3 separate regions of the Homo sapiens genome follow, and regions 1 and 2 are each linked to region 3. A link is a contact called in ENCODE Hi-C or POLR2A ChIA-PET data. All regions are on one chromosome and are shown on one strand. The core of a region is the stretch at or near the end of the contact, and the rest is flanking DNA. Distances in the headings are between cores, read along the strand shown.

What was found. Hi-C counts contacts between places; a loop is a spot of excess contacts on that map. ChIA-PET counts read pairs that join two places held with the same protein, here RNA polymerase II (POLR2A). Pooled maps may share reads with other maps.
Region 1: a loop to region 3 is called in a pooled map, with 7 times the contacts of the local background. The contact joins the enhancer-like site here to the promoter of GPX3 in region 3. A Hi-C loop is called at or near these places in 1 of 168 maps with a recorded cell type or tissue (heart left ventricle) and 6 of 50 pooled maps.
Region 2: a pooled map shows a loop between it and region 3 (2.7-fold over the local background). The contact joins the enhancer-like site here to the promoter of GPX3 in region 3. A Hi-C loop is called at or near these places in 1 of 168 maps with a recorded cell type or tissue (gastrocnemius medialis) and 4 of 50 pooled maps. POLR2A ChIA-PET finds 5 or more read pairs at or near these places in 2 of 52 experiments (HepG2 and activated B cell).

What each region holds. Positions count from the first base shown.
Region 1 is chr5:150,799,224-150,803,229 of GRCh38, reverse strand. No RefSeq gene overlaps it. Among named protein-coding and RNA genes, the nearest start is that of SMIM3, 22 kb to the right of the region's middle. Within about 2 kb of position 1,954, at least 11 of the 41 ENCODE cell types and tissues checked have a DNase peak (open chromatin) inside an H3K27ac peak, as active enhancers do.
Region 2 is chr5:151,235,954-151,239,785 of GRCh38, reverse strand. No RefSeq gene overlaps it. Among named protein-coding and RNA genes, the nearest start is that of CCDC69, 14 kb to the right of the region's middle. RefSeq lists a silencer at 204-498. Within about 2 kb of position 1,250, at least 16 of the 41 ENCODE cell types and tissues checked have a DNase peak (open chromatin) inside an H3K27ac peak, as active enhancers do; they include gastrocnemius medialis, where a contact is called at or near this core.
Region 3 is chr5:151,018,120-151,021,898 of GRCh38, reverse strand. GPX3 (glutathione peroxidase 3) reads right to left here and starts at 1,308. Exons shown (of 5, transcript NM_002084.5): 1 at 1,158-1,308. The coding sequence starts at 1,244.

The DNA.
Region 1 (4,006 bases), core at 705-3,204, 220 kb after region 3:
TCCAATCCTCTTTGTCCTTTCCACTTTCCTTTTATTGCCTTCCGAATTTTTCCCCAAGACGTTTGGTTGAAACCCATATAGCGAAACCAATCAAGCCAATGTGCCCCACCCATATATAATTTTTTACGGTAGTGCTAATGATCTTCCTTTGTTTTTAGGTAACATTTAAGCACTGAGTACTTATTACAGGCTCTCTGTAAGTGTTCTAGATTCAGCACCTTGTTTAAACCCCTCAGCGGCACTGTGGAGGCAAATATGATCCCCTTTTTTACAAACAAGGGCAATGAAACTCTTAAATGTTACTTTCTAAAGGGAACACGCTGGTGGAGCCAGATGGGAATTTGGTCTGCTTGACTCTAAAATTAAATGATTCTCTCTATAACTATTGCTGTCCAGCTTTAAAAGTAGATACAATAATTTTTGTAATTTTTAAAAATGATGTTATAGACCTGCTAAAACAGAAACATTTTTCCTACCATGTAAATCTTTATGGGAATTGAAGAGCCTTTCATTTGCTTTAATTAAATACCTTGTGTGATTGGAACAATTTCAAAGTTGCATTAATGCAACTTGGCCTTAAAAATTTCAAAGGAAATATTATCATTGTCATTTCATTTCACAGTCTCAGTTCCATTCTCTCTCTTTAGCAAGAATTATATAAGGGCCTAATTAAAGTTTTAGCTTACTGAAAGATTTTTAATGTTTTTTGCACCCTTAAAACTTTAGAAAGCAATTTCTGTGAGGAATTAATACTTAAAAATTGAATACTTTGTGTTTTATTAAATAATTGTGGATTCATTAAGAAACATTTTCTAAAAGGAACTTAGTATAGAAGAGATACAAGTTTTATACTTGTTCTAAGGCTGATCCTACAGGATAACAGTAAGGAAATTGCTAATCTCATTACTTCAGTGATTTTTAAAATCCCACATCATTAGGGGCATAGACCATTGGTGTTTTTACATTATTGGCCATCTTATAATTACTACTATTGAGAGCCTCTTCTAAGTCAGACATTAACCAACTACCTTACTTATATTACCTCATTTAATTCTCCCCATGCTCTAGTAGTTATCATCACCATTTTACAGATGTAGAAACTGAAGCTCATTATTGTTAATAATAGATCACATTTTGCTATATTTTACCTTTTCACTTTGCATTCATCACCCCATGTAATAATCATAACAATCCTTTGAAGTAGGTATAATTATTTTCACTCGTATTTTACAGAAGAGGAAATTGAGGCTCAAAGAGTTTATGTTATTTGCTCACGATCACAAAGCTAAGAAATAGTGAAGGTCCTCGCTCTTAGTCTCTGGTTATAGTGTTCCTGGAAAGGGAAGGAGGATGACAGCCAACCTGTAATGCAAAGTATGACTTCTTCCCCACCCCCAGAGAAGATAGGGGCGGAGGTGAGGTAAGTCATGATTAGCGACCTTCAAAATGTTCAGACATTTCCCAAGAAAAAGGAAGTTGATCTCTTCAGTGTGGCCTCAAGAGGGCAGAACTAGCATCCCTGAATCCTTAATCCCACTCTCACCGAGGGAGGAATTCTAACAAAACAGCTAATAAGGGGTGGCTTCAGCAAGACGTGAACCTCCTTTTCACTGGCACGTGGCTCTCAGACTTTAACCTGTTTGTTGAGCACTTACGGATTGTTTTTGCAAAGCAGATACTGAAGAACCAGTTCCAGAGATTCTCGGTCAGTACGTCTGAAGCAGGGCCCTGGAAGCTGCATTTGTAAGCAAATGCTCCTGTGTGAATCTGACACAAGCAGTCCAGGATCACACAGGAGAAATACTGAAAAGGCAACAACTGGCAACCTGTATTATACGGGATGTTGGACTGCATGAGCCCTGTGTTATCGCTACAGTCTCTGAAGCCAGAACTGGGAACATAAAATCTTGATCTGCTAGGAATGTTGTAGGACTGACTCTCACAACTTCGGCAGGCTAACCACTCCATTTGAAAAAAAAGTTATATCGCCATCTGGTGGACTGCCTAAAAGTTATTCAAACTCACCCTAAAAGCACGGAATGATTTTCTCATTTAATTCGGATACACTGCACACTTCACAGACCAGGAATCAAGACTCAGAAGAGTTCAGAAGAGTGTAGGCCACATAGAGCCTGGGTCTCACACCCACCGGTTCCCAGTCTACTACTACGCATGGGCTTGATTTGCTTGCTCAATCACAAAATTTTCCAGGTTTTCCTTTGGCGGAAGATTTAAGTCCCAGACAGCTATCACAGTGAAACAAAGTTCCCAAATACTTCAGTGCAATGTTTCTCAAAGGACAGCAAGTTGCCTTAAAAATGCAGAATTCTTGGCTCCGTCATAGGCCCACTGAAATAGAATCTTTGCAGATAAGGACCAGGATTTTGAGTGGTGGCGGGTGCCTGTAGTCCCAGCTACTCGGGAGGGTGAGGCAGGAGAATGGCCTGAACCCGGGAGGCGGAGCTTGCAGTGAGCAGAGATCGCGCCACTGCCCTCCAGCCTGGGCGACAGAGCGAGACTCCATCTCAAAAAAAGAAAAGCTCCTCAGGTGATTCTGTTGCATACTAAAGTTTGAGAACCATTGCCTTTGAGAAGAAACACTCGATTTATGGATGGAAAGGAAGAAGCTTTCCATCTGCAAATTAAAAATAATCCTTATTAGTGACAACTAATACTAAATACTATTACTGAAACTAAAAGGAAATAAGATTTGCTGTTGGGAGGTAGTACTACAAATTTATTTCCAAACATATTTATCATGAAATGGATGGCTACATGATATAAACAGCTGCATGTACATTTCAGGTGGATCACGTTACACTTTAACATGTACGCACAGGAGTGTGCACACATGTACACACAGTCTCCCAAACTGCATTCCCTTGAACTAGGTAGATATGTATAGAGGCATGCCATTAGAATGTTTGTTTCCAAAGACACATATTTGGTTGAAAAAAGAAATCAGTTTAAGCCAGTTACATTTGAGGTATAACAGAAAAAATTACCCCTGTAAGAAGAAATGGAACAAAATACCACCAAAATAATTTTATTAGTGACAAATTGACAATATATATATTCATGACTTTATTATAGATAATTGTTTTGGGTTGGTGCAAAAGTAATGCAGTTTTTACCATTCTAAAAGTAATGGCAAAATCTGCAATTTTTTTGGTGTTGAGAAGGTGCAATTTTGTATTTTGCTTTTTGTTAACTACCAATATAATAGATAGTGCTCAGTTGCCGTGTTTTATTTCATTGTTTGTACCATATTTACCAGACCATTCCTTTATGTCTGTATAAATATTACAATTGTTTCTCTTTTTTTCTTCTAGTAATTATCAAACTAGTTGGTTATTTCTGGAGTTGGAGTTGGGGAGGGGGAAGTTTGGAAGAAATGTTATTAATGATCTTTAGTTATTGCAAGAAATAGTGTTCTGATTTACCAAACATCCTTTTCTTCCAAAACGTTACTTCTGCTACCTTCAGTAAATGTTAAATGTAGAAAGATGAACTGACACGTATTGGGAGCAGATGGAAAATATGTTCATGTATTGTTCTTACCTATAAGCACACATATATTCTTTACATTTTTAAATGTAAATCATCTCACACAACTAATATAAGCACTAATTTCAATAGATACAATTTTTAAACTTTGTTACATATTATCAGACCGCTTATTTTTCAAAGAGGCCAACAAAACACTATACATTTTCTAACTCAACTATCTCACTTTTTGTTTGTTTGTTTTTTTAGTAGAGACAGGGTTTCACCATACTGGCCAGGCTGATCTCTAATTCCTGACCTCAAGTGATCCGCCTGTGTTGGCATCCCAGAGTGTTCATTATTCTTATAGTATTGTTTCAGCAATACTATAAGCAAAGTTCTCATTCTGTCGCCACCAGTAGACCTCTCTGAGCTCTCCTTGAGGCCACCAGTTCCTTGCCATCTCTATTGCTAGAAGACCATCTGCCTCCCATTAACAGACTTCTTCTTCTGTAATACT
Region 2 (3,832 bases), core at 1-2,500, 220 kb before region 3:
CCAAGGAGGGATCGGGTTGGGTTTGGGGTGAGGGTATGAGGACCTTGTCCCTTAGGGCTTGGGACCTGGATTCCAGTACAGGGACTAGCAGTACTCTGGCACCAAATTTCAGGCAGGAGGCACCATCATCATGCATCCTTTACAGTTTCCAAAGCATTCCATTAGCCGGCTATTTCAGCAAACATTTGCCAGGCAGAGCAATACCAGTGTCCCGGGCTCTGGGATGCAAACAGAATCTGCCTATACTCAGAATACTCACTGTAATCCCGGCGCCTCACACACCGTTGACTGCAGGGATGGAAGAAACGGTTAGAATGCCTCCAACCACCTGTAGTACATCCATGCCGCCAAGAGGGGGCGGCCGCTACCCAACTCAGGCTCATTGTTGCTGGACACACGCCGGCCAGATGTGGCCAGATTTTTCAAGAGAAGCTGGAAATCCACTTTTATGTGAACTCTCCAAATATTTAATGGAGAGCAGATAATTCCGATATTTATTAAAAAAAAACTGCGTGGAACTGGATGTGGTGGTGTTTCACGCCTGTCATTCCAGCACTTTGGGAGGCGGAGGAGGGTGTATCACTTGAGGTCAGGAGTCTGAGACGAGCCTGGCCAAAATGGCAAAACCCCGTCTCTACCAAAAAGTATAAAAAATTAGCTGGGCATGGTGGCGTGCACCTGTAATCCCAGATACTCGGGAGGCTGAGGCAGAAGAATTGCTTGAACCTGGGAGGCGGACGTTGCAGTGAGCCGAGATCGTGCCACTGCACTCCAGCCTGGGCGACAGAGAGAGACTCCGCCTAAAAAAAAACAACAAAAACAAAAACAAAAAAACTCTGCGTGGATCTGCCGAACCTACAAAACTGCAGTGGGCAAACTCTGGTGAAATGTGACCCCAGAGTATGGGATCTTGGCTTCATTCAAAAATGCTAGAGCTTTACGTCATTATTCTAATGCCTTCATTTTACGTGTGGGGAGACTGAGGTCCAGAGAAGAAAAGAGATTTGCCCAGGTTTGTCAAGGCAGAGCCAAGTGTGAGACCCACGCCCCCTGCCTTCTGGTCCAGATGTTCTTGCAGTCGGGGTTCAGGGGAGACGATTCTATAGCTCGGGCAAGGGCATGCCTCAGGGCCAAGGGGGAGCCGGTCGGGCCAAGGGGGAGTCCCGATGGGGCTGAGGAGGTCGCCAGAGCCCAAGGGCAGGAGGGGGAGCGGAAGTTTTATTTTTAGCTGCTGGGAGTGTGCCTCTGCACCTTATTTAGACATCAGGCGACAGGGTGAGCTGGAGGCAGCAGGGCCCGGGGGAGGAGATCACCCCCTCCCGCTCCCTGGCTCCTCTTACAACTGCTCTTCCCAGTCCGCCCCCTTATCATCCTCTCTGGGGGCTCTGGGGCTACTGTAAATAGCAGCCCTTGCTGGCTTGGGCTCTGCCCTCCTGTGCTCTTGCTTACTTGCTTTCTCCTCCATTCCCGCCCCAGCAAACCACCCGACCCGTTCCCCCAAAGACTCTCGGATAATTAGAATCTAGGGCAGTAGGGCGTTTTCTCTTCACCCTTCTGGGGTCACAGATCTCTTTGAGAAGCTGAAGTAATTTATCATGGGGCTTTAGAGCTCCGGTTGTGGAGTCTGGTAGACCTAGGTCCAAATCCCAGAGTAGGACCCTAGGCAAGAGACTTGCCCTCCCCAAACCTGAGCTTTCTCATTAATACAGTGGAAGTGGTAGCCCGTCCGGTCTCCCTTCCGCGTTCTGATGATTAAATGTGATAAGTATACGAAGCCCTTAGCATATCATAGTAAATTCTCAATAAATGATGGTGATGGCAATTCAAGATATAGGCCTTTACCCAGAAAAAAAAAATGAAATTACTCATACATGCACAAGTGTGAATGTAAACTTCATACTCAGTCCAACTAATTCATTCATTCACCCATTTGTTCAACAAATCTTTGCAGTGCTTACTGGAAGCCAGGAATTGAGCAAAGAGTGGGGTGGGGAATGTGAATGTATGTGAATTATCCAGAGTCATGGTGCAAGTCAATAGCAAACCAAGCATCAGAATGGAAGTCTCTATTTTTCAAAAAACAGCTTCATTGGCCGGGCGCGGTGGCTCACGCCTGTAATCCCAGCACTTTGGGAGGCCGAGGCGGGCAGATCACAAGGTCAGGAGATCAAGACCATCCTGGCTAACACGGTGAAACTGTCCCTACTAAAAATACAAAAAACTTAGCCTGGTGTGGTGGCAGGTGCCTGTAGTCCCAGCTACTCGGGAGGCTGAGGCAGGAGAATGGCGTGAACCTGGGAGGCGGAGCTTGCAGTGAGCCCAGGTAGGGCCACTGCACTCCAGCCTGGGCGACAAAGCAAGACTCCGTCTCAAAAAACAAAACAAAACAAAACAAAACAAAAACAGCTTTATTGAGGTATAAGTGATATACAAAAAAACTGCACATAGTTAATGTGAATAATTTGATGAGTTTGGACATATGCATACACCCATGAAACATCACCACAATGAAGGTAATAGACATATCCATCACTTCCAAAAGTTTCCTGTGCCCCTTTGGTTTTTGTTTGTTTGTTTGTTTTCATTTGTTTTTTTTTATGGTAAGAACACTTAACATGAGATCTACCCTCTTAAATTCTTAAGTGTGTAATAAAGTATTATTAACCATAGGCACTCTGTTGTACAGCAGATGTCTAGCACTTATTCATCTTGCATAACAGAAACTTTATACCCACTGAGCAACAACTCCCCGGTACCCTCCCCCATCAGCTCCTGACAACCACCATCCAATTCTCTGCTTCTAGGAGTTTGATTATTTTAGATATTTCTTATAAATGGCATCATGACTGGCTCATTTCACTTAGCATAATGTCCTCCAGGTTCATCCATGTTGTCACAAAAGACAAGATTTCCTTCTTTTTAAGGCTGAATACTGTTTCTTTTATCTTTTTCTTTTCTTTTCTTTTCTTTTTTTTTTTTTTTGAGACAGAGTCTCGTTCTGTCACCCAGGCTGGAGTACAGTGGTGTAATCTTGGCTCACTGCAGCCTCCACCTCCCAGTTTCCAGCAATTCTCCTGCCTCAGCCTCCCGGGTAGCTGGGATTACAGGCCCATGCCACCACACCCACTAATTTTGTATTTTCAGTAGAGACGAGGTTTCACCATGTTGGCCAGGCTGGTCTCAAACTCCTGACCTCAGGTAATCCACCTGCCTTGGCCTCCCAAAGTGCTGGAATTACAGGTGTGAGCCACCGTGCCCAGCCTGAATACAATTTCGTCATATGTGTACACCACATTCTCTTTACCCATTCGTCTGTTGATGGGCATTTAGGTTGTTTTCATATCTTGGCTATAGTGAATAATGCTGTAATGAACACAGGAGAGTAGATCTCTTTTCATGGGATGGCTGGATCATACAGTTCTATTTTTAATTTTTTCAGAAATCTCCATACTGTTTTCCACGGTGGCTGCACCATTTACATTCTCACCAACACTGCACAAGAGTGAAAGTCTCTTGAATCCTACCTAATCCTGACTCCTTTAAAGAATAACTTTTGGTCAGACACGGTGGCTTATGCCTGTAATCCTAGCACTTTGGGAGGCCGAGGTGGGAGGATCACGAGGTCAGGAGATCGAGACCATCCTGGCCAACATGGTGAAACCCTGTTTCTACTAAAAATACAAAAATTAGCCTGGTGTGGTGGTGCCCACCCGTAGTCCCAGCTACTTGGGAGGCTAAGGCAGGAGAATCGCTTGAACCCAGGGGGCAGAGGTTGCAGTGAGCTGAGATCGCACCACTGCACTCCCGCCTGGCGGCAGAACAAGACTCCATC
Region 3 (3,779 bases), core at 59-2,558:
AAGACCCAGAGGATTTTAGAAACAAAAGCTCAGAGCTTGCAAAAATGTGAGTTATGCATGTTGGGAAGTTGGAGACAGAAATCGCTCGCTTTGAGTCTATCCCTACACCTGGCTTCTGCCTCCTTCCCCACCCACTCCCACTCCCTGGGTAGAGGAGAGGTCTACAGAGCCCACCCCAGTACATACTGTCAAAGGAGATAAGCATGCTGGGTCATCCCACTCCTGGCCTCAGTATCCCCACTCCAGGTGTGGGCCACACACCTGCTGGAAATAGACTGAGGCTCTAGAGAATTCTACCTCTTCTTCTGAATTAGCAGTCCCCAGCTTTCTCCAACTACCAGGTTTCCTCAGGCTAATGAGGACAGTGGGTCCTGGGTAGTGAGGCTGCCCCAGGGGAGGAAATTTCAGAGAACAGCTTGTGGATTTTTCAGCTTCTCCAAGCATCCCCTCTGAGGCCCTCAGCTTCATTGTGCCCCATGCACTCCCACCCCCAAACTCTCCCCTGCAGATGGAGAAACGGGGGTCCAGGAGCAGGTAAGGACTCAGGGTCCTGAGTGTTCTGCACTGTCACTCCAGAGCTCTTTCTAGCACAGATCTCTGCCTCTTCTACCAATGCCCTGAATCCAAGTGGCCATTTCTACCTGCCTGTATCATTCTTGGGGTAGAAGAGCCCCCCACAGCAGTTCTTCAGGACCAGGACCACCCAGCTGCCTCTCTCCTTTCTCCTTGTCTCTCTCCCTGGGAACTTGCACAGCCCACCCAGACGCTGGGCATTTTTTTCTGTGACGCCCTCCCTCTTAGGCCCTACTGAAGGGGAGCAGCTCAGGCACGGAGGTGACATAGATGTAGCAAGGCGACCCTCGAGGTGGCAGTGGGGAGAAAGTGCGAGCTCGGGGAGAGAGACCTTCCTCCCTTAGTCATTCTGCCCGCCTGAAGCACCAGGTCTCGGCTCTCCAACAGATGGAACTACGAGACGACGACGGTCGGGGGCGGGGTCCCGGCGGCGGAGGGGGCGGCAAAAGGGGTTCAGGAGGTCTCTCGCACCTGGGGATTGCCCATCTGGCGGGGAGCCTGGGAAAAGGGGTGCATTGCACTGAGCGCTGGACACCGAGGGGCTAGGTTTTTTCTCCCGGCCCCCGGCCCGGAGGCTCACTCACCTTCGACTTCTCTTGTCCCCGGCTCTGCGAGACGAAGCCGGCCAGGAGCAGGGAAAGCAGGCAGGACGCCTGCAGCAGCCGGGCCATGGCGGGGTGGGGGCACACTCAGGGTCGCCTGAGCCGCTGCCTGATCCCTGGCCACCGTCCGTCTGAGGTGTCCGGCGCTCCCAGCCACCTTTCAAGCCCTCGGGTGTGACCAATCCGCGGCCAAGCCGAGACCCTTGCAGCCAATCGCTAGGCGGCTGGGATTTCAGGGGCGGGCGCGACTTGCCCTCAGCTCCCCACCTCCCCGTCCCGGGGCGACAGTGACATAAGCAAATCTGGGCAGAGAGGTGGAAGTCAGGTCCCTGTGGACGTGGGAGGCGGTCCCTTCCTCTTTTGGCTCCAAAGTGCGAAAGGAGGCAGACACAGCGGTCTCCATTACAGCCAGGGCAAGGGGGCTAATAGCTCCCTAGAACTGATGGAAGTCTCCATTCTGGGAAGCATTTCTTATTCCTATCGAGGTTTTAAAAACACCTGGCGATGGTCCTCTGGAAATTGAGGGTTTAAAATTTCAGCAAGAGCTGAAGTTAAACTTCCAGAAACATTTACTATATATAGGTTTAGTGCTTAAGAAACAAAGAGTGGGTGTCCTGGGATTTTGAAAACCCCATTCTGGGTAGGGCATTAGGACTGTAGGGACAGAGAAGGTGGGGTGCCTTTCCTCCCCATCATAAGGATCACAGCTGACATGCCTGTAGAAAAAGGTTAGCAAGAGAAAAGCATAACGATTTATTTAATTAAAGTTTTCTGTGACATGAGAGTCTTCAGAAATGAAGACCCAAAGACTCAAGGAAAACTCTATTTTTAGGCTTAGATTCTATGAAGACCATGGAAATGCGCAGAAATGTGAGTGGGGAAAAAGGGAATGGTCTAATAGTAATAAACTGAGTGGGAAACCCAGCAAGGCTTGTCTGTTCGTATTCTTCTTGGCCTATCTGTGGCCAAACCACCTGGCTTAGAAGCAGAAAATAAATTTGCTCCCTGTGTAGTCTTTAACATGTTGCAGTTACTCTCTGGGCCTCAGTTTCCTCAGCTATGTAATGATGGGATTGATTAGTGATCTCCAGTGCCCTTCTGGCTCTGGCTAGATGACTTGTTTCTAAAGTAAGTGACAGACGGAGACCAGGAGTCCTTTGAGAATAGGGCCCATAATCACCACCTGGCACAGGGCCTAGCACACAAGAGATGTAAAGTATTTGCTGACTTAATCATTCATTACATTAAAAAAACAAAATCTCCATGGAACACTTAGGATCAGACCAGGCAGTTCTAGGGCTGGGCTGTCTAGGTATGATCCCGTTCACAGATGGGGAATGTGATGGAATCAGTCTCAAATCTCTCTGACCACCAGAGTCAACTGGGAAGCCTTTAATACAGATTCCTGGACCCCACTTTGGAATCACTGCATTAGAATCTCTAGGGGCAGAAGCTGAAAATCTGTCTTCAGACATGTTCTAAGGTTATTGTGAGGCAGTTGGCCTGGCTGTAGCCTTGGTAGTGTGAGTCCTAGGATTAAGTGCCTTCTGGAACTTTCTTCTGACCAAGAAATGCCTTGAGAAACCATACCTTTACTATGATTAAAGGTATTAACATCCCCCTGGGAATTTGGAAGATGTCTCTCAAGTTTTGCATTCTCTACGAAGTCTTCCCACCTCAAACCACAGCCTGTTGAAGTGGAAGGAACCACAGAGGCCAGGAAGTCTTTAGCTGAGTTAAAGCCTGGGAGCATATGAACAATGGCTGACACACAGTAAGTGCTCAATACGTTTTATTCAACCACCTCATTTCCCTGAAGCCTAGAGATGAGGAGCAATTTATCCAAGTTCCCATAACCAACTGATGGCAGGGAGGGAACCAGAATCCAGGTCTCTAGACTCAGTCTCAGGCCCTCTCCATGTTGTTCTGTTGTCTTTTAAGGTTCGTATTTACCCTAAAATATAAACATCTGTGTGCACATCAGTTTGTCAGAAATCCATTGTTCATTAGTATCAGTAGGCATCTAGTGACCCTCAAAATAGGCACCTAGCAACATGTTAACACCATGAGAGATGCTAAAGAGTTGTCTAAAAGCCAAAGTCCCTGCTCTCAAAGGTGTTTCCAGCAGATACCAGCAGGGTGAGGGAAGGGAAGGCACCTAGGGTCACACAAGTGCAGGCTGGCACCTGGCAGCGGGCATCTCTCTACATTTTGCACCCTCTATGTCTCACTTGTCTCACCTTAATCCCAGCCCTGGTGGTCTATTTCTTTAGGGGAGACAAGAAGGAGCCAGAGACCTGAGATGCTACCCCTGGATTGCTACGGAAAGTAATAAAATTACTTTCCTTCTCTGATCTCAGTTGTCCACCTATTTAACAAGGATCTTTGACAGTCTCTCAGTGGTGGTGTCTGTGGCTTTTCATTCCTAAGAGTATAAGGAAAGCCTGAGCCATACAAAACAGGAGTACAAAACTGATGACATGGACAGTGGGGTGGGGAGGCTTGGGGAGCCTGCCCTGGCATTAAGAAGGGCTTTCATGCTGCAGTGAGCTTTCAAAGGAGGTCTAACCATTGGCACAAAGAGCATGACAGTGAAAACAATGA